Linked DNA regions of Homo sapiens: region 2 is linked to region 1. The links are chromatin loops, found by intact Hi-C in ENCODE. Cell type or tissue: Caco-2. All regions are shown on one strand. Links, peaks and the distances in the headings refer to the core of each region. The heading gives the core; the rest is flanking DNA. Region 1 holds the start of TBC1D8B (TBC1 domain family member 8B). Region 2 holds the start of RNF128 (ring finger protein 128).

The links. Hi-C counts contacts between places; a loop is a spot of excess contacts. Peaks named below come from ENCODE experiments on the same cell type or tissue, not always from the same donor. Only the 100,000 strongest peaks of a DNase experiment are listed, where the experiment ranks them.
Region 2: a loop joins it to region 1, with 2.1 times the contacts of the local background. A loop is called at or near these places in 2 of 110 quality-filtered maps.

Annotation. Positions count from the first base shown.
Region 1 is chrX:106,797,786-106,810,715 of GRCh38, reverse strand. It overlaps TBC1D8B (TBC1 domain family member 8B), which reads right to left and starts at 8,043. Exons shown (of 21, transcript NM_017752.3): 1 at 7,733-8,043. The coding sequence starts at 7,862. In Caco-2, for the core only: no CTCF peak of the experiment used is centred there; a DNase peak (open chromatin) is centred at 8,085; H3K4me3 peaks cover 2,050 bases.
Region 2 is chrX:106,723,609-106,731,608 of GRCh38, reverse strand. It overlaps RNF128 (ring finger protein 128), which reads right to left and starts at 4,908. Exons shown (of 7, transcript NM_194463.2): 1 at 4,212-4,908. The coding sequence starts at 4,695. RefSeq lists an enhancer at 4,473-5,061. In Caco-2, for the core only: no CTCF peak of the experiment used is centred there; a DNase peak (open chromatin) is centred at 4,948; H3K4me3 peaks cover 4,483 bases.

The DNA.
Region 1 (12,930 bases), core at 4,126-12,125:
CCAAAATGTTAATTTATTTGGCTTATGAGTTGAAACACTTCTAGTGGATATCTGATAGATTACTGACTATTTGCCTAATTTTATCTTACTTAATTGTTCTGGCTCAGAGCAGGATGGAATATCTTGTGGAAATTTTTGTTATACATAGGCTGTTTTATGTCCACTGAAAGAACAGTGGACACAAAAAACAAAGGTTTAATTATTAGGTCCCTTTAATTCTCTATCTCAGGTTTTCCTCTGGTATAGATTAAGACATTGCTCTTTAATAACCTTTTTCTAGTCGCTAAGTGCATTATATATTGAGTCTCATATTTTCAACTCCACGTAAATGAATCTAGAATATTTGCTGTGTCCCCAACAACTGTTATCTTTTGCTTTTGCACTATCACATTATTCCTCCTACTTAGAACGTCCCCCCTCCTCCCACCACTTCTACCAAACCACCTCTCAGATATTGTTAGTGCTCATAGATGGATGATTTAATTTGAAAACACCCCAAACTGGTTTTTGGCAAGATGCTTCACAGATGCCACACTGGAACTTTGCCACCAGTACACCACCTATTATTAATCACTGCTTTTAGGAAATATTTGTATCTTTAACAGGACTTCAGATAAGCATACTTTATAAGACAGCTGGCCTTGGAAAATTGCTTTGAGGGTTTCCCTGCATTATGGAGATTTCTAAGCCAACAGAACAAGGCTGCTATTATTATTGACTACACTAGCAATTGTATTGGTTTGCTTACTTATTTATCAACTGTCTGAGCCATCACATGATAAACTCCGTAAGGGTTGGAACTATTTCTGTCTTTTTTTTTTTTTTTTTTTTGAGACGGAGTCTCACTCTTGTTACCCAGGCTGGAGTGCGGTGGCGTGATCTCGGCTCACTGCAACCTCCGCCTCGTGGGTTCCAGTGATTCTCCTGCCTCAGCCTCCCAAGTAGCTGGGATTACAGGTGTGTGCCACCACGCCCAGCTAATTTTTGTATTTTTTGTAGAGATGGGGTTTCACCATGTTGACCAGGCTGGTCTCGAACTCTTGACCTCAGGTGATACATCTGCCTCGGCCTCCCAAAGCACTGGGATTACAGGTGTGAGCCACTGCGCCTGGCCAGAACTATTCCTGTCTTATTCACCACTGTATACTCAACACCCAGGACAAGGGCCAGCTACCACCCTATTTCTCTCTTTCCCTTCACAGAAAAAACTTCTAGAAAAAATTATATGTATTCACTCTGTTCCCAAATATTTGTTTGGCTCATATATTCTAGTACCACAAGTCTCTGTCCACAGCTCATCCTAAGAGGCCTTCCCAGACCAATTTCTCTAATATACCAACCCCCTCCCCTCTCTATCATGATACCTTACTTTATTTTTCTTCATATTGCTTATCAGCACCAGTCATATCATATACTATTTGTTTATTTGCCTCCCCCAACTACGGTATTAGCCCCATGAGAGTAGGGACTTTGTTTTTTTTCATTGCTTTATCTCCAGCACTTAAAACAGTGCTTGTTTTTTAAAAGGCACTCGGTAAATATCTGTTGAATTAAAGCATTGTATACCATCACATTTAGGATTTAATCTTACCTTTTGTGCTTACATAGCAGTAGCAAAAGGTGGAAAACTGGGCAAATGTTCTAAAATAAAGGCAATATAAAATCTGTCATAGCTGTACAGCAATGTGGCAAACATTATAATGCCTTTTACTTTTTAAAATATTTTTTATCTCACTATATTGCCTAGGCTGGCCTCGAACTCCTGGGCTCAAGCAATCCTCCCGCCCCAGCCTCCTAAGTAGCTGGGACTACAGGTGTGCACCACCATGCCTGACTGCTTTTTATTTTTTATTTTTAGCTTACCTTATAGCCATAAGCCTTCCACAACTGTTCACAAACAGCATGAGTTTTCACCAGTTGAATAATTATTTTTTAAGTATTGTTTTGAAAAATACTACTAAGGTAACCAATGTTATATGTACTCTTTATCACCACTCAGCAAGACAAGTGATGCTGATATCTACGGAAGCACTGTTTGAGAACTTCCAGGTTTTGGGCGATGACAGATCAAAAGGAAATGATGTCATGATAAGTTATTCTAATTCTTGTACATTATTCTGATTATAAACCATAAATGCATAATCACTATCATGCCCAAATTCTTCAATTAGTAACTATCAGTGTTTTGTTTTTGTAGTGATATCATTGCATATCAGATATAATCTATGTTACCACTCCAAATCAATTTCTATATACAACATGGGGAAAGTAATTACTAGGGAAAATGGCATAAATATATAACCCCTTTGTTCTTCAGGCCCAGAAAATGGCATTTTAACGTCTTTCTCTTTCATTAATAGATAAATGTCAAGTATTTGTATAGTTGCTCACAAGTTTCAAAACTCATTTGACCCACATAAAAAATGCTGTGAGGTAGGAAAGACAAGTTTTTATCCCCATTTTACAGATGAGGAAACTAAGCCTTTATAAAATAATTATAGCTGAATAGAGACATAAAACTATCAAAAAATCAAGGAAGATAAAAGAAACAGGGTTAATGGGGCAAGTGGAATCACTGAACTTGGTGTTATATTCATATATTTGTGGATGTTGGCTTGTAGTTGGTTTATTTATTATTATTATTATTGTTATTATTATTATTTGAGATGGAGTCTCCCTGTGTCACCTAGGCTGGAGTACAACAGTGCGATCTCGGTTCACTGCAGCCTCCACTTCCTGGGTTCAAGTGATTCTCCTGCCTTAGCCTCATCAGTAGCTGGGACTACAGGCACCCGCCACCAAGTCCGGCTAATTTTTGTATTTTTAGTAGAGATGGGGTTTCAACGTGTTGGCCAGGGTAGTCTCAAACTCCTGACCTCAAATGATCCGCCCGCCTTGGCCTCCCAAAGTACTGGGATTACAGGCGTGAGCCACTGTGCCCAGCCTGGTTTATTTATTTTTTATTTTTTTAAAATCCCATAGGGCAATACCTAGGGAGGGCAAATCACACTGTTTTCCTCTCCCTCCCTGGAACATTTCGTTCTCTGAAATCAAGTAAAAAATTACCTTTAAAGATCTCTTTGAATAAGAAAGGGCAGCCTTGTAGGAGATTTTGAGAAATAAAGGACGGTCAATGTCATGACTTTTCAGTCTTGTTTTTTCTTTCATTAGAATTAAATCTACTTGAAACCAAATATTAGTTTTCTACTTAGGTATGCAGTCAATAATCTTTCCACTATTCCAAAAAAAAAAAAAAAAAAAGGTGAGGGTAACACTGATCATCCTTCATTACTCAAAACCTCCTACAAAGTTGCTCTTTCTCATTCAGAGATCTTTAAAAGTAATCTTTAACTTGATTTCACAGGGACCAAGATGTTCCAGAGAGGGATGGGAGCACAAAGCGTGATCTGCCCTCTCTAGGGGTTGCCCCATGGGATTTTCTTTTTAATAAGCCAAAATGTTAACTTATTAATTTTGTGTGTGTGTGTTTGTGTGTGTGTGTATGGGGGGGGGCGGGTAGATCTTTCCTTACCTTAAATGAAATGTCATGCTTGGCACTTGGGCACCCTCATCTCAGTAGACAGGTACTTAGAAGGCCAAAATTTTTTTATCAGATATGTCCTTTGTAAGCATGAAATGCAGGGATATTTTGCTAATAACTAAGGCGCACATTTTCAGAGTTGGACTCCTTGAGTCTGGGGTGAGGAAATAGGGGAAAGAAGCTTTATATTTTCAAGGGATGGTCACTAAGAGGTTTTAAAAAGGTTACCTTATTGTTTATTATGTATGGGTTTATGACAAATTGTTTACACAGTGATTTGCTCAGTCTATATAAATATCATAAAATGAAAAGCTTATTTCAAATATTATCATATTCTGGTTTTTACAGACAATTTAATTTCAAAGTAATGGTACCAAGATGAAAAAGGAAATCAGAAACAGAATGTCTAAAAATTCTCCATTTTAATAAGTTTTACTTCGTAGCTTTGTTCTACACCACACAAAAAAGGTCTACTGAGGGAGCTTATCAATCTAACACTGAAGAACCTGCTTACACTATTCAGATATGGAAAATTCAAGACTAAAATACTCTTTAAAAACTACCTATATGAAGGCTTCCTGATTGGCAGACCTTCCTAAATCCCATATACTAGAGTACTTAGTAGAATGTAGCCCCATAGCTCCATTCGTGTAGTAGTTCCCATCTGCCAAGCAAAGCAAATTGATTTGTGCTTAATAAGACAAATATGCATAAATTAGTTTTAACTCTTTAAAACCAGGTGCTAAATGTAGGTGTCATAGAAAAGTCATTATTAGCTAGGAGAAGCAAGAGATAACATAAGGGGACCGTAAAATCCAGAAGGGTGAATTATTTCTCTAAATGAAGGAAAATCGCTTTATCTATAAAACCGCTTATGTATACCAAAAATTTCCACAAGATATTCCATCCTGCTGTGAGCCAGAACAATTAAGATAAAGTTAGGCAAATGGTCAGTAATCTATCAGATATCCACTAGAAGTGTTTCAACAATTTAAAAGAGGTACCTCAGAATTCTAACTTACAAACTCATCTCTTGTTTTAATAATCCTTGAGTTCTCTGTTGCTGCTATTCCATTATTAGAAAAAAATGGAGTCAACTAACTTTATCAAGTCCACACTTAAGAGTCATTACATTGCTGGTGATTACCACCAATTATCATATGGCAAAGAAATGAAATCTTAAAGTATAACCACTAAGGTTTCTAGATGATCATTATCATTTCTTCATTAAACAAAATGCATAAACTAATCTTTTAAAGGGATAACACATAACACTGGATTTTAGCAAACAAAGTGAACAGAGGCAAACTTATGCTGGCACACAGTCAAGCTCCTGTGAGAGCTAATCCAAATGTGGATTTGTGGTAAAGCACAACAAAGCTTTTGGCTTCATGATTTTAAGTAAGAATACAGTAATTGAGCAGCTAGGAAAATCAGCACACACTTATGCTCTGGACCAAAAAGAACCAAATGAACCTTAAAAGCACCTCTTTGTTTCTTTCTTATCCATTTTGTTTAATTTACATGGAATTACAGTGGTAGCTCTCATGTGGTAATTTCAAGCATCTTGTCAATACCACAGATAAAATAATCATGAAGAGTTATAAACTGACCACTAAATAAGTGTGGATATCACTAGTCACAACATATATATGTGGTAGAAATCTTAGTTTATTTCTTCAGACAAATTTCTCTTATTCTAGACTATGGGGACTAGTAAATGGAGTGGGCAGGATAGAGGTAAACTAGTGCAGTTGGTCCATGCTTTAAGAAGAAAGCATGTCAGGCTGGGTGAGGTGGCTCATTCCTTTAATCCCAATCCCAGTCCTTTGGGAGACCAAAGTGGGAGGATCCTAAGGCCAGGTGTTCAAGATCATGCCTGGGCAACACAGCCTGTCTCTTAAAAAAAAAAAAAGAAATTAGCCAGGCTTAGTGGCTTGTACCTGAAGCCCTAGCTACTCCGGAGGCTGAGGTGGGAAGATCACTTGAGCCCAGGAGTTCCAGGCTGCTGTGAGCTATAATCACATCACTATCACTGCCCTCCAGCCTGGGTGACAGAGTGAGAGATCCTGTCTCAAACAAAAAAAAAAAAAAAAAAAAAAGGAAACTTGCAACAAGTTAAAAAAAACATGCAATACTACATTACAGTGATTATATTTTCAAGAATTTGATTTACCTACTTAAAGGAACACAGTTTTAGTATGAGGAACGAAAATAAATTATAAGACTATTCCTGAGGCTGTAACACGGGACTATAAAATCTATTTTAATTTTTTTTTTCTTTTTGAGACAGAGTCTCCCTCTGTTGCCCAGGCTGGAGTGCAGTGGCCCTATTACGGCTCACTGTAGCCTTGACCTCCCAGGCTCAAGCCATCCTCCCATTTCAGTCTCTCAAGTAGCTGGGGCCACATGGCTGGCTAATTTTAGTATTTTTTGTAGAGATGGGGTTTCGCCATGTTGTCCAGGCTGGTCTTGAACTCCTGGTCTCAAGCAATCCACCTGCCTCGGTCTCCCAAAGTGCTGGAATTACAGGCATAAACCACCGTGCCCGGCCTGAAATCTATTTTAAATATATCCTGAACTATTCTCAATGGACTCAAGTGGATAATTTATGTCACTGGGTAATTATGAACATCGATTCTAAAATTTTGATCTCGAAAATATCTGCATCTATTAAATGGAAAGACTCTTCTGCAAAATAGCATTTGTAATTTTTAAAAATTAGAAAATGACAAAATGTCACATTTAACAGGGCAATTTTTGTTGCCATATTTTCGAGAGGGCCTTTTTAGAAGCTGGATAAGATTAATAGGTCTAGCAAAATTTTAAAAAATGTCCTGTAGAACCTCAGAATTCTTTGCACCCCGGGAGTGGCTTGAAAACGAAATAACAGCATACGTTTATCACCATCTTGACGACATACATTGATTTGGTGCTATTATCTTTCGTTTTATCCTCTCAACTCTGTGAGGTAGGCACCATTTTCCAAGAGAGAAAAAGCAAGGTCATCTCCTCCATGAATTATAACTTGCCTAGTTTACTAGGTGGTTTTCTTTTTCCTTTAGACCTTCCCACCCTTCTTATCCAGATTATAAGCACTGCAAAGCCAAGAAACTGAATCTTGTGAACCTTGTGGCACACAGTAGGTGCTTAAGGTTGAGTAAATGAAAGAGTTTGAGGAATGTCATCCAACAAGTAAGAGAGTAGGATGGGACTAAAATGCAGGTTTTCGGGACTCTTCCCTCTTTCCATTACATCACGCTGCCTGGTCTACCACTTCAAGGTCACAATACCAAATTAGAGATTGATTAGAAAAAGAGCTCTTGCTTTCCCAACGTCCAAAACTTTAAATATCCCTACCCAAGATGAGTGGTCTCAAAATAACTTTCTCTGGAAACTTTAAACATTTGGCCAAAAAACACTTTTTAAGAATTGGGGTCAGGGTGGGTTAGACAGGAAGAGTTAAACTCTTACCGTCTGGCTTACAATCACAGCTTTGAATGAAGGGGCAGCACCAGTCACTCAAGAGATTAATTTATTACGACGTTGTTAATAGCCTTTGAGAGGGGATCCCAAAGATTGAAAACTTGGAGACAAAGTAAAAGATGCTAAATTGGGAGAGATCAGCAATTCTGAGCCTACCCCTCCACCTCTCCTGACTCCAGTTCTCCCTCCTCCCTAATATTTCTTTTGAAGTCTATTTCTCAGGATGTGATTGGGCGCCTCCCTTTCTCCTCACCATCCCCGCGTACCCACTCCATCCCATCCCCCATACGCTTAATCTCCCCAGGGTGCTGATGATCGGTATGGGTTCTGTGAAAAAAGTTAAGTTCACAACTGCGAACTGGCCCCTGTCACCAGCCTAAATGCGACCTGTCTAGGTCTAACACTCATCATCAGCCTCCCTCCCCCCATGGGAAGCGACAAGGTAGGTACCCGTTTCTTCCTTGGCCTCAGAAAGAACCGCGCTCCTCCCTTCACCTGTCCCAACCAAAGAGCAACTCGTCGTCCAGTGAGACATTCTCAGGACTTGGAGGTGGTGGCGGAAAGGTGGTGTCGGGAGAAGAACCCCAGTCCCTCCGCCCACGATTTAGGATCGGGAAACTGGTAGCGACGAGTAACTGTTGTCCTCACCACCTTTTAAGTAACAGCGAACACAGCCCAGAGGCAGGTAGGGTGGCCACAGCTTACCTGTGAGCCCCCCTCCGCCTTCCTCCCCGTAGCCCCGACGCCGCTGCAGCACGAAGTAGTCGTTGGACCTTTCCATCAGCCACAGCTTCAGCGCATTTTTCAGAAGCACTTCCTCAGGCTTCAGCCACATCGCGAACTTTGTGCCCCCCGGGAGCAGTGACCTAGATGCCCTCCTCACCTCACTCTCAACCCGTCTCTTCCCCTCTGCTTCTCCTCCCACCAAATCTTCCTCAGGCGACAGCAGCTCAGGTTCAGGTTTTCCACACTTCCCCCAACCCTCCCTTCTCTCCCACGTAGGCAGAGAGATTGCCAATTCCCTCCCACAGCGCTACCGCCAGACTGGGAAATAGTCCCGCTTCTTTACCTCTTGGGAGTTGTAGTTTCCTACGCGCTTTTCTGTGCTCAAGCGACTGGAACATGGGACTACCCTTCCCACAATACACTGGGGTGAGAATGGGTGGGGGTGCTTTCAAAGCGGGTCCCAGCCATCAGTTAAGTGTGTTTTGCCTATCTGAAGTTTAAAGCATTTTTTTGGTTCAAATAAGTGAGTCCCAGGTGTAAAGGTGTTGCTTCTTTTTATCATTTTACAGCCGAAGGCATTAAACTGTAGAAAACAAAGTTTCTGGAATTTTGGAATATCGGTTCATTCCAGGAAGTAGCAGTAGCAACAACTAACATTTAATGAGCTCTCACTATAGACTCAGGCGATCTCACGTAATCCTCACAGCAGTCTTGCGAAGTGGACATTCGTCCCCGCTTTGCACATTAATAAAGGAAAGCACTGTCGGGTGAGGCGACTTATCCAAGGTCACACAGTCAGTGATACGATTCCTTCTCTAAATCCAAAATTCATGCCTAGATTAAGCTCTTTTTGGTTATATAGGAAGAATATAAAATTTCCAGAAGCCACGCGTTTTCTTCACTCCGTGCACCGCTCCTTTCCTTCACTGTCGCCCCTATCTGTTTATTAAACTGCTGTAATGAACCACAGAAAATCTCTTGTCCAGCTTCCTATTTTGGAATCTAAACAATTTATGTGCATTTTTTTTTTTCTTAAACTCTTAAAAAAATCCCTTTGGAAGCAAACTTGATCTCTTTGTATCTTGGCAATGATGCGCAGCGGTTTGAACACTAAGGTGAATGAGGTCAATAATTTGCATGATATCGCTGTGAGGAAATATTTGACAGATGTTTTTATTTATTGCAATAACTAAGTCCACCGGAATTAAAGAGTGCATTAAAAGTGAAAAAAAGTTTAGAGGGAGGAAGGAGTTGGGAGGCCATGTATAAGCAAAGGGCTCTTGGCAAGCTGTTTTGAGAATAGAGCCTCAAAGTCATGTGGATTAAAAAAAAATGGGGTGGGGCACACGCAGATGCCAAGCCAAGGAACTCTGCCCTGGAGGAGCATCTCTGGGGTAACCTTCCAAGATGTGTGCCATCTCGAGTGAGGCAGGCGTGTGCTCCAAGCAGGGATTTTTCTTGTGAATGAGAAAAGGGGCAATCTGGGATTCTCTTCTACTAAATGGCAGTAAGTAGTCCCAAGGCAGCTATCTGGACAGTTTGGAAAGAGATAATCCTTTCAGAGTCCAGACTGCAATGTATCTTTGGGAAAAGCCATCGCAATTTGAATGTGTACTAAGGGAGGTAATTTCTTCTTCTCTTCCTGGAGAAAGATCAGTAAATGTAGCAAACGTTGAGAGATATCTTCCTTTCTTTTTACCTTTCCTTCCCCTTTTTACTTCCTTCCCCATCAAACCACATCCTTTTCCAATACCCTTAAAGGTTACAGTGTGGCAAAAGCTATCCAGAACTGGATGGCTTTTCTACCTGTTTACTCTGCAATTTCTTCCAGGTATACCCACATGCTCCCTGTTACAGGATCAGGGCCACTTTTGGCTTACAGCAGGGCGTTTAGAGAGCTCCTGCTTTAGTAAATAAACATTTCACCAATTATGTAAACATTTTTTTCTAATTAAATTACTTATGTGATCTAAATTTTTGGCTCAATAATAAACGACTTAATTTCGCACCCTTGCAAATAAAAGTATTTTCCTAGAAGCACCTTAAAAAAATAGAGCGTGCCACTCTATTCAATGTCAATATAAATTGCTTGGGGAAGGACTGGGATTGCACACTGTCTGCATTGCTGGTACAGTACTGGTGCTGTACTGGTACTGTATATGTATTATGTCATTTAATTTTCATTAATAAGCTTGCACATTTTTACATGCTTACTTTACGAATGAAGGAAAGGAGGCTCAGAGAAGTAACTTGCTTAAGATCGTATAGCTAAATAAACAGCAAAGCTGGAATTTGAACCTAGATTTGTCTGATTACAAACCATGACACTATACTGCTTATGCATATGGTCCATAGTTACCTCAAATACAATATGTTCAAAGCCAAACTTATTTTTCCAATATTCCCCCTGGTTGATGTTTCTCCTACTAGGTTTCCTAGTTCAAAGGCCACTGTTTACCAAGACACTGAAAGTAAGAACTTGGTGTTAGTCCATTGGTTGGCCAGTCTCTCTCTCTCTCTCTGACACACACACACACACACACACACACACACACTCCTCTACTTCTTTTTCAAAAGTCCATCCCATCTGCCTATTATGGCTTTAGATTAGCCTCACAACACTTTCCCGCCATATGATAATATAGCTTCCCAACTCATCTGTCTGCTTCCATTCTTGTTTTCTGACTTATCCAAGCCACATATTAACAGACCCAATAATACACCATGTAGAGATAAATAATACTTCATTTTTCTGAAGGTCAGTCTTCCAGCTGACTCAGCCTTCTAAGAGCCTCAAACACCTATAAGAAAAGGTATTTGGAAACCCCAAATAGCAATTCCAAACCCTGTGCTATGGAAAGACTGAGGCTGTCACTCAGGATTTTACTGGCTTTTTTGAAAGGAATGTCACTAGCTTAGGTTATACTTTTTTTGCAGTCTGCAGCTAGTTTAGAAGCAGTAAGATTCAAAACAGGTGGACTACTGCCAGAAGAGAGCCATTTAAAGCTTTGCTACTTAAAGTGTGGACCCCAGACCATCAACATTTGCATCACCCTGGAGCTTGCTAGAAATTATGAACCTCATACTTCCTTCTACACTTGCTGAATTGAAATGTGCATTTTAACAAGATCCCCAAGTAACTTGTAGGCACATTAACGTTTTAGTTGCACTGAGTTAAAGCAAATTAGAATTTGAAAATCAAACTCTACAACAAATTGAGGGTACTCATGTTTCCATTAAGACCCACATAGATATCTTCTTAAAAAATAGGCTATTAATGAATTTTAGATAACTGAATTGCTTTTTAAAAAGGTTTATAACAGGGGCTGGATGCGGTGGCTCACGCCTGTAATCCCAGCATTTTGGGAGGCTGAAGAGCGGGTGGATTTCTTGGGCTCAGGAGTTTGAGACCAGTCTGGGGAACATGCCAAGAGAACATGCCTGTCTCTACAAAAAGTACAAAAATTAGCCTGACATAGTGGTGTGTGCTTGTAGTCCCAGCTACTCACTAGGCTGAGGTGGAAGGATTGCTTGAGCCTGGGAGGCAGAGGTTGCAGTGAGCCGAGATTGTGCCACTGCACTCCAGCCTGGGTGACAGAGAGACGCTGTCCCCCCCCAAAAAAATGTTTATAACAGCACATGACCATTTAATTTTCTAAGGCCGTGGTTTAGATGTGGGATATCAGTTGGTATTATAACTAGAAGGGGAAATTGCCACTAATCTTCCATGCTAAATCCTATTTATCTATACTATTCTCTTAACCATCAATGTCTAGGTATGCCTATTAGTGTCCCACATTCATGAGACTGTTTATGTAGAAAAAGGTTGAGAACTAGTGGATAGTGTTTCTCAAACTGAATTTCACATTAGCTCTGACGGTAGAGGATAATGAACGTTTATCTCTCAAAGTGCCCATCATAATAATGAATTTCTTTTAAGTCTCGTGTAGTATATTTGTTTAAATTTTATATTGTTCAATGTTTAAAAATATAAAAAATTAACTCCAAACAAAAGCAATGAACAAGGTGAATAACTGAAAATTTGTTACAGCCTAACGTGATAACATTTTTCCAGACATTATAGAACTTAAATAAAATGTTTCATAAGTGAACAGAAACTAGATGTAGGTGAGGGAAGGAATCTTCCTAGCATTCCAATTGTATCTCTAAATATATTTTTACTGATTGACTTGGGAACCATGTATATTCTTATTTATAAGATAACACAACCTGGATTCCATTAAACTTACAAATAAACTGTGAAAACCCTTCTTAAGTTGGAGACTCCATAGACATACAAATATTACTGCCACTGTTAAAAAACACCAGCTTATATTTTTACTACGATGTGAGAGTGTAGCATAAAGTCTGATGCTCAGGCTAAAGAATGTCAAATGATAATAGCAGGAAGAAAATTCCCAAGTGTTACAGAATTTCTCTCCTTGGTTTATAACCAAGAGAATCTAAAACATATATCTACACAAATACTTGTATGTGAATGTGCATAGCAGCATTATCCGTAATGGCCAAAAAGTTAGAATAGTCCAAAGGTTCATTAACTGTTGAATGGATAGCCACACGATATAGCCATACAATAGAATATTGCTCAGCAAGGAAAATGAACGAAATACTGTTATATGCTACAACATGGAGGAACCTTGAAAACATTATGCTAAGGGGAAGAAGCCAGTCACAAAAGGCCTATAATGTATGATTCCATTTATATGAAATGTCCACAATAGACAAATCTATAGAAACAGCAGATTGGTGGTGATGTGGGGCTGGAAATGGGAGGGGGAACTAACTGTAAATGGGCATGAGGGAATGTTTTGGGGTGATGGAGTGTTTTAAAACTGGATTGTGGTAATAGTTGTACATATCTACACATTTGCTAAACACATTCCAATGATATATTTACAATGGGTAAATTATACTTCAGTACAGCCGTTAAAAAACACTTAAAAATGCCCCCAAAGAAGTCCCACAAAACTTGAAAAGAGGTTAACTATCTAAGAATATAGGGCAAGAATACAGGCATCACACATCCACCCTCGTCCCCGGCATATCGTCACATAAGACACATGTACCTGGTTTGATAATCATAGTGCTGAGGCGTTCCAAGCATCTGTGTATTCTTAACATGCTTGACAAAAGAAAGATGCACTTAACTTATTAAC
Region 2 (8,000 bases), core at 1-8,000, 75 kb after region 1:
TCAAATACAGTCCTGCAGAGGTACCAAGAAGGCTACATCTGAAAATGGCTTTGGGAATAGTATTTTACATTGGTTAATCATCACTGGCCAATCCCTTTTGAACTTCTCTATTAAAAAAAGATTTATTTTCAAAGTCAACATTCTAGAAAAAGTAGAATAAAACTTAAATATAAAATGGTTGAGAAGGGATTGGGTGGTGATTAAGTAGTACAAACATACTATTCCAAGGTCCTCTGTGAACGGAAAAAGATTGGTAGCAGGAGGGAGAAGCAGTTATTTGAGAAAAGTACAACAAACATAGGAGGACCAAAAGATCTTTTTCCTGTTAAAATTCAGTCTACCCTCCGTACCTAAAGGGATCAAATTAGAATTTCAGGTAATGTGGACTTTGAAGTACTCTAGACTGTTCATTTCCAATTATGTTCTACAAACACAGGATTCAACTTTCATTTTCTAAAATATATTTAACTGTGATTAAAACATAATAGTAGCTTCCTATATGTCAGACACTGTGCTAAACGCTTTATCTGCATTATCTCATTGAATCCCAGCAACCTTAGGAGGCAAGTTTATTATTATGCCTACCTTACATAGGAGAAAACTGAGACTTAGAGAAGTAAAATAACTGGCCTAAGATTTAAAAAATACTAATTGGCAGAGCACAACCTCTTAACTAATCTGTTCCACTATCTTTCAACAATGTACACAAGCAACTGTGTTATATATCAAACTGTATCCCATTGGAGACCCCCAAATCATTAATTAAACTGCTTGGTTCATTCACTTTTTTTTTTTACAGCCCTCAGGAATAATGCTTCTCCTGACATCCCTTTGCATATGTTTTATGCATAACGTTGTAAATGTTTCATGAATTATGAAGGTTGTAGTTCTGCACCAGTCTTTCAATAAATTCATGCCTACAATGTTGACTCAAGGAAAATTGTACAAGCAAGTATACATATCTCTTCAACCTGTGGGTTGTGCTCAATTAGACACCAGGCAAAGCTCAGGCCCATCTGCCTGGCGTAAGCAGAACAGTTTGTTGTGCAATAGTGAGAACATGCTTAACGTGTCTCGTGACAATCTTACATTTTAGATGGTTTTAATGCTTACTTTAAGATTTGGCCACTTATCTGACTTTCATTTTTAAGATAAGAAATTTGAATAGTAATTACACTTTGGAATAAAAATTTTCTCCTAATTTCCTTTCAGGTTTCTGCACTGATTTGATTGAAATATATCCAGAGATTGCAAGCCAAACTGCCAATAAGCATCTGTCATTTGCAATTATTTATCTGTGTGAATCAGAATTTTCTGAATACTCTGCAAACAAAATACAGAAATAAACTGCATGAGTTGATGTTAGGCTACAATTAACTTTTGAAAAATTTTGGTATACATAAAAGTCTCATTTTCCTAATTGATTGCTCTTATATAGTGGAGTTTCTTTCTCCTAAACAAAAATTTTAAAGCAACTGTTCTAAATTAGTTAGGTGGGAATATAGACACTCAGCACAAACTCTAACCAAGGGCAAACAATTCAAGTGCAGGCCCCTATGAGAGTGAGTGAAGAGAGATTTTGTAAACAAAGAAGATACAGAAGGCTTTTCCACATTTGGTGGCCCCTTCGTAATTCACAGCAATATATAATGAACTAATCCATACTTAAATCTCAGTCCTATCTCTCTGCCACTATGATCCAAGATAAGTTTTTGACCAGAGGTTAAAAGGAAACCCTAGGCTTACTCTGAGGAATGAGTAAAGCAAACAATATAACACTTTGCAAACAAATATTCAATAACACATGTGGATAATATGCAGTGATTTTCCCCCTATATTGAAAAATAGTTTTTCCAGGAGTTCAAGGAGAAATGTGATTCCTTACCTCAAGTAATTTGCTGGTTTTATCTAGTTAGCTTGATGGCAAACTTTGGTATAGCCTTTATCTCAGATAATATTGTTTTTAAAGTATCAAAATGCTTTTCTGAATGTAGTGTAATTTAGTGATCAATATTTAGGGCTTTATTCCTATATGGTATCCTGAAACACAACACCCATAGTTAGATTCTCAGTGTATTCATGTCTTCAAATCGACAGTTGCACAATCATACATTTGTACATTATTTTTTTGCATCCTGTTAGCATTAACCTATTATAACATTCAGTGACTATTATCAGCTGGGTAGTATATATATATATAATCCTTAATAATCACAGCAACATAAATATTATCTCCATCTTACAGATGGGGTATCCAAGGCTCAGTAAAGTTAAATAATCCTACCAAGGACACAAAGCTATTGTGTGGTAAATCCAGAATTTTATTCCCAATCTTGACTAAAATGCCTGTGTTTTTCTTAGTACACCATATTGCCTCTCAATAAAGTATAAGTAATATGTATGTAGAGTGCCTGGCATATAGTGGGAGCCAAGCAAAAGTTAATTTTATTGTCTCCTAAAACTATCAGATAAATACCCTTAACAGAAGTAAAAGGAAAATGGTCTAAGTAGGACTCTGTAATTAAATACTCTTCAATTACAAATCATTCATGCAAATGAATCTCATTAGAAGACAAAGTCAAACCCTTGCTATTAGACAGTCAACTGAAATATAAAGACTATAAACTTTATTAGGTCTTTATTCTTGATTTTCAGTAACTTCTAAAAGCTACTGATTCATTCTAATCAATGAATTATCGGCCAAGAGAGATACAGTTTCTCCTTTAATCAATATAAAAACTAAAAATCATAGCATTTTAGATCTGAAAGGGATCTTAGAGTTCATCTACTTTTGTTTTGTTTCAGTACACGCTTCTAACTTGGCCTCCACTGCCTATACAATCATTTGACATGTGAGTAACTTGTACAAGGTTACAAAGTCGGTAGAGGCAAAGAAGGGGCTAAAAGAACTCAAATCTCCTGAGTTCCAATTCAGTGTTCTTTCCATTACGCCATCCAGCCACTCAATACAAGTGCTCTCTAGGCAGGTTCAGTCATAAGGTTTTAAGAAAAACAGAAAACCTCCAGTAGTCAAATAAGCAGCTTCTTCCTTCCAGTGACTCCCAGAAGGCTAATCCTATCAGCTAACCCTTACTGAGAGTGGATGATGTGCTTTACTGCACTAAACTCTTTAAGGCATTATTTCATTTTATCCTGAAGGCAAACTTGTGGATAAGTTTTCTTATTATTCATTCTCATTTGACTGATGAGAGAACCCAGACTCTAAGACTTGAAATAAGTTGCCCAAGGTCACAGGACTAGTAAGCAACAGAGTAGGAATTTAAACCAAGCTCTGACTTGAGGCCCAGCTCTTAAAAACTATGATACACTGCTATTACACGTGTCTCTTTCTTTTTCTCCATTTTTTTCCCCTTTGTCCTTTAGGGTCTAGGATAACTATATACATAAGGTATGGATACCTAATCACAAATAGGGAAGTTTGTGGAAGGATAACCGACGGGGAAAAATAGTAACCTCATACCATCTCCAAGAATTTAAGAACTACCTGGACTATTTTTTTTTCCAAAGTCTAGGCCTTTGCTATCCTCATGCAGAAACCTCTTCTTTTTCAAGAACGTTAGTCACCTGTTTTGCAACTCAATAACCTAAATCAGATTTTTCAGAAGCAAACAAAAGCACTGATACCAAGTCACTTGGGACTTGAGACCACTGGGCAGAGAAGAACCCAAGAACTAAGCAAAGTTTCCACCAAAATTGCAATGAGGTTAACAGGGCACAGTAGCACAATCTAGTATTTGATACCCAGGAAACATGGAGAGAAAAACAGGGAGAGGAGGGGAAAATCTGCTGCCAGTCTGAGGTTGTTAAAAAGCAGAGTGAGGAAGAGATTTCCAGGTGATCTCCTCGGTCATTTAAGACCCGATGCCCACCACCACTTAATCCAAGGCTAGACACCCTTGTGAAAAACCAGGAAAAGGGAACGCAAAGAGCTCAAACAGTCCTTGATTTGCCAGCCTCTGCACCCGGTTTGTTTTACCCTTTTCCACCAGAGAGGCAAATGAAGGATTTTTTTTTGCCCAACACCCAGGCCTGGTGAATCTCGGGGAGGACCCTGCCCCACTCCGTGGGGACAGAAAGAGCACCCACTTTCCTTCGGAGCAAGGGGATAGGACGAGGAGGGCAATGAGGAAAATAAGAGAAACTGGCCATGGCAGAGGTCTGGAGGGGTGCAATCTAGTAGCTGCACTCACCCGGGTGAGACATGGGGATGACCTCATTGCGGGTCCCGGGGAAGTTAAAGATGACGGCTCCAGACGCCCCTCTCTCATAAGCCAGATGGATCTTGTCTGCGAAGGTGCAGCCCCCGCCGCGTTGGATGAGGGCCAACCAAGAGACTTGCACGGTGCTTCCCCAAACCGTGGGCACCGTGAAATTCGTGTGCGGGTTACAGGCGTTAAGCGCCCCGGGCCCGTCGGGCGGTACCAGGACCCCAGCCACAGGCTCCAGCGGCGAGTCCTGGCCGTACACGCCCTCCTCGCTCAGCTCCCACACCGTACGGTTCACTCCCGTGTGCGGAACCCGCCAGGACACGTTGAGGTACGCGGTCCACACTGCTTCAGCCCCCCGGGAACCGGGTGCCTGCGGACTCAGGGCCAGCAGGAAGCACCATGCCAGCAATCTGGAAAAGCCGCAGCCACCGCGGCAGGAGACCCCGGCCCCAGGCGGCGGCCCCATGGCGCGCGCGCTCCGCAGTTCCCTAGCGCCCCTGGCACGCGCCCTCCTAGCGCTTGGCAGGACCCTGGTCTTGAGCAGGTGCGCGCCAGGTGGGGAAGGAATGGAGTGAGACTGGGGAGCTGCGAGCTACGTCGGAGCCAGGAGGCACGTAGCGTCAGCACACAGGTTGCCGCAGATGCAGCTCCTCGGAGCTCCAGTCTTCTCCGCTACCGCGGCTGCCGCGTCGGGCTCTGGGGCTTTAGCGTGAAGCTCCGCCCAGCCGACTGGGGGTAGAGGTGGCTGGGAGGGAGGAAAGGACACTGCGGGATCCGCCTCTTAAAAGGGTAACAGGATGGATCGATGTTAGAATAGGATCTGAGGCTGTGTGGCTAGGTGTGTCGCGTCGTTTTATAAAAAACGGACAGGCGAGGAACGATAAAGTCCGCAAACATAAAGCTTTCTGGCAGGATTCGAGTCGGTTTTGAATTGCAAGAATACATTTTTCCCTCCTAACATTTGCCTAAAGGACATTTCGGGCTTACGGTGCCAGAATGTGAAGTACAGTACTTCTAAAAAGCGCAGATCCAAAGGGTCTGAGTTGTAGTCAAGGGAATTTGGGTAGGGAAGGAATTTGAGTAGAATCAGGCTATTTACTGATTCTCTAGAGGGGGGAAGGGCAGGAAAAGCGCGCTGTTACCCTTTCTTACTGACTTCAAATGGCACCTTTCTCTTTCCCTGCTCCTAAGAAGCCTCATACATGTGTATTTCCTCACCGTTACCCTAGGTTTCATGTACCGCATCAGATGCCTCTTCTAAAACTAATTTTAGTCCTCACAAAAGAATGACTGTTTTCACACACCTCAGAACCAAGCCTTTCTTCTGCATTTTTCACAAACCTGACTTACCCTAGCGGATGTTCCTGCGCTATTCATGACCTTAACTACATAATCTTTCTCCATTTCCCACTAACTGAAAGGAGCCTGACTCGCCTAGGCGATTCACTCATGGCATTATTACATTACGATTTATCCTTGCTTAAGTATTCAATTTTTGTCTACCCTGTCAACTATTATATTTACTAGATGGTTAACAAATGAGCCTTGAATTAAGCTGAATTAATATACCTGCTGTCTGATAGTTATGAATAACTTTTGACCTTGGGGAACTTCCCTGTGGCTCAGTTTCCTCATCATCTGTAAAAGGGGGATAATAATTGCACCTACCTCACAGAGTTTTCAGATGATTAAATGAGTTAATACATGTAATAAAGCACTTAGAACAATGCTTAGCAATATAAAAAACATGTTAAAATTATTAAACAGGTTCAGAGACACAATTCTAAAATAATATTAAAGTTTTAATTTGAGGTAATATCAGAGAAAATGATGTTCAAGATGTTCAGTCTTAGCCACTTTTTCAGTTCAAATAAATACAGTCTACTTTATGCAGCTCAACATTTGTTAAATTTCTGATCAATTACTCCCCTCAATCCCTGGCCCAGCATTTACTTAATCAATGTTATTTACAAAGATTAAGCATGGACCAATTCTGTACTTGATACTCTTATGGCTTGAGAGAAACCTAGAGGAAAATTAACATCATATACCAAACAACACCTAGAACATAAATAAATGTGCAATTTTGTGAAACATATACTCTTAGGTATTGAAAAGGACTTTAGAGGTCAAAGTGGGTATATGAGACCAATAGCATGGTACCCCCAAATACTGATGGTAATCTCTGAGATAAAAATTACCTAGGGGAAAAATGGGTAGGACCAACCACCTCTGAGAAATGGTACAATTCCAGAAATTGTCTGATTTTGCTGGTGAAGAGCATTCAAAATTCAATTGATATTACCTGAATGACAGCCAACTATATTGTACTTTGAAGAAACAATGTGTTCAGAAGAAAGAAGGTATTTTATAGCTACAAAAATGAAGTTCAGAGAGACATTTATTAATGTTTTTCCATTCATTATTTTCTTAAATATTTGTTGTACATCTGCCATAAGCCATGGGCTGAGCATTGTGGTGCAAAATCAAATAAGACATCAACTCTCCTATCAAGAAGCTCATAAATTAGTTTTGATGAGAAGGACAAGTAAAATGGAAAGTGCAGTATAGAGTGATATATGTATATAGTGTAAGCACTATGATGGAGATATGACAGGGTAGTAGTGGATAACAGAGAAGCACCTAACCCAGACTGAGAAGTAAGGAAAAGCTTCCCAGAGGAGGTTAGACCTGGGCTGAGTTTGAGACAGTAAACTTTTCTAGGCAGAAAACAACACAAGGAAAGGCATTGAAATATGAAAAAGAAATGTTAGGAAGCTACAATTACTACAGGCCCAGTAAATGCAAAATGGTTGGAACCTAAAGTAACAGAGGGAGGGTGGTAACAGATCATGTTGGAGAGGTACATGGGGGCCAGTTCTTGAGAGTCCTTTGGGTAAAGCTAGGGAGTTTAGACTTTATCCAAAAACGAGGAGTAATATAATCAGGGTTTAATCAGGGAGTAATAGAATCAGATCTGAAGTTTAGAGATCCTTCTCTGTGGATAATAGATTGGAGGGAATGAGAATAGCAGCAGGGAGCCCATACAGAAGATGGTTGGCAGTGCTACAGGTGAGAGATGAAGATGGCTTGGATAGACAGGTAGTGGACATGAAGAGAAGTGGGCAGAATGGGAATGTTCTTTGGTGGTAGAATCAACAGGACTTGGTTTGGGGGATGAAAGAGAAGGAGGAGTTAGAAATTACTCTGAGGTTTTTGACTTGGAAGACTAGATGACATTCAATCAGGGAATACAGGAGGAGGGTTTTAAATGTATAGAATGGGTAGAAGGAGAGATGAGTTCACTTTAGATATGTCGATTTTGAGGTGCCTATGATGTAACCAGGTAGAACTGTGTGATAGGCAGTTGAGTTTCCGATCACTGAACACCTACTAAGTGCAAAGCATGGGAGAGACAGGGGTGTAGAGAGACAAAAGAAACAGCCCTTGCCTTCAATGAGCTCATGGTCTAGTGAGACAATCAGAGAGATAAACTATCAATAACAGTACAGTGTAATACATGTTATGACTGAGAAAAGTATAAGGCGCTAGGGCAAGACAAGTGTGACTGAGTCTTTAAGTACAAATGGAGTGACCCAAGCAAAGAGAGTAAGGATTTTCAGGCACAGGCAAGAGTATATTATATGAGAACTCCAAAGAACATTCAGGGAACTAGCATTCAGTAGTTCGGTATGGTTGGGATATAAAGTTGCAAAGGTGGAGCCAAGGGAAGTGAAGCTAGTCAAATAACTTGTGCCAGAACATGAAAAG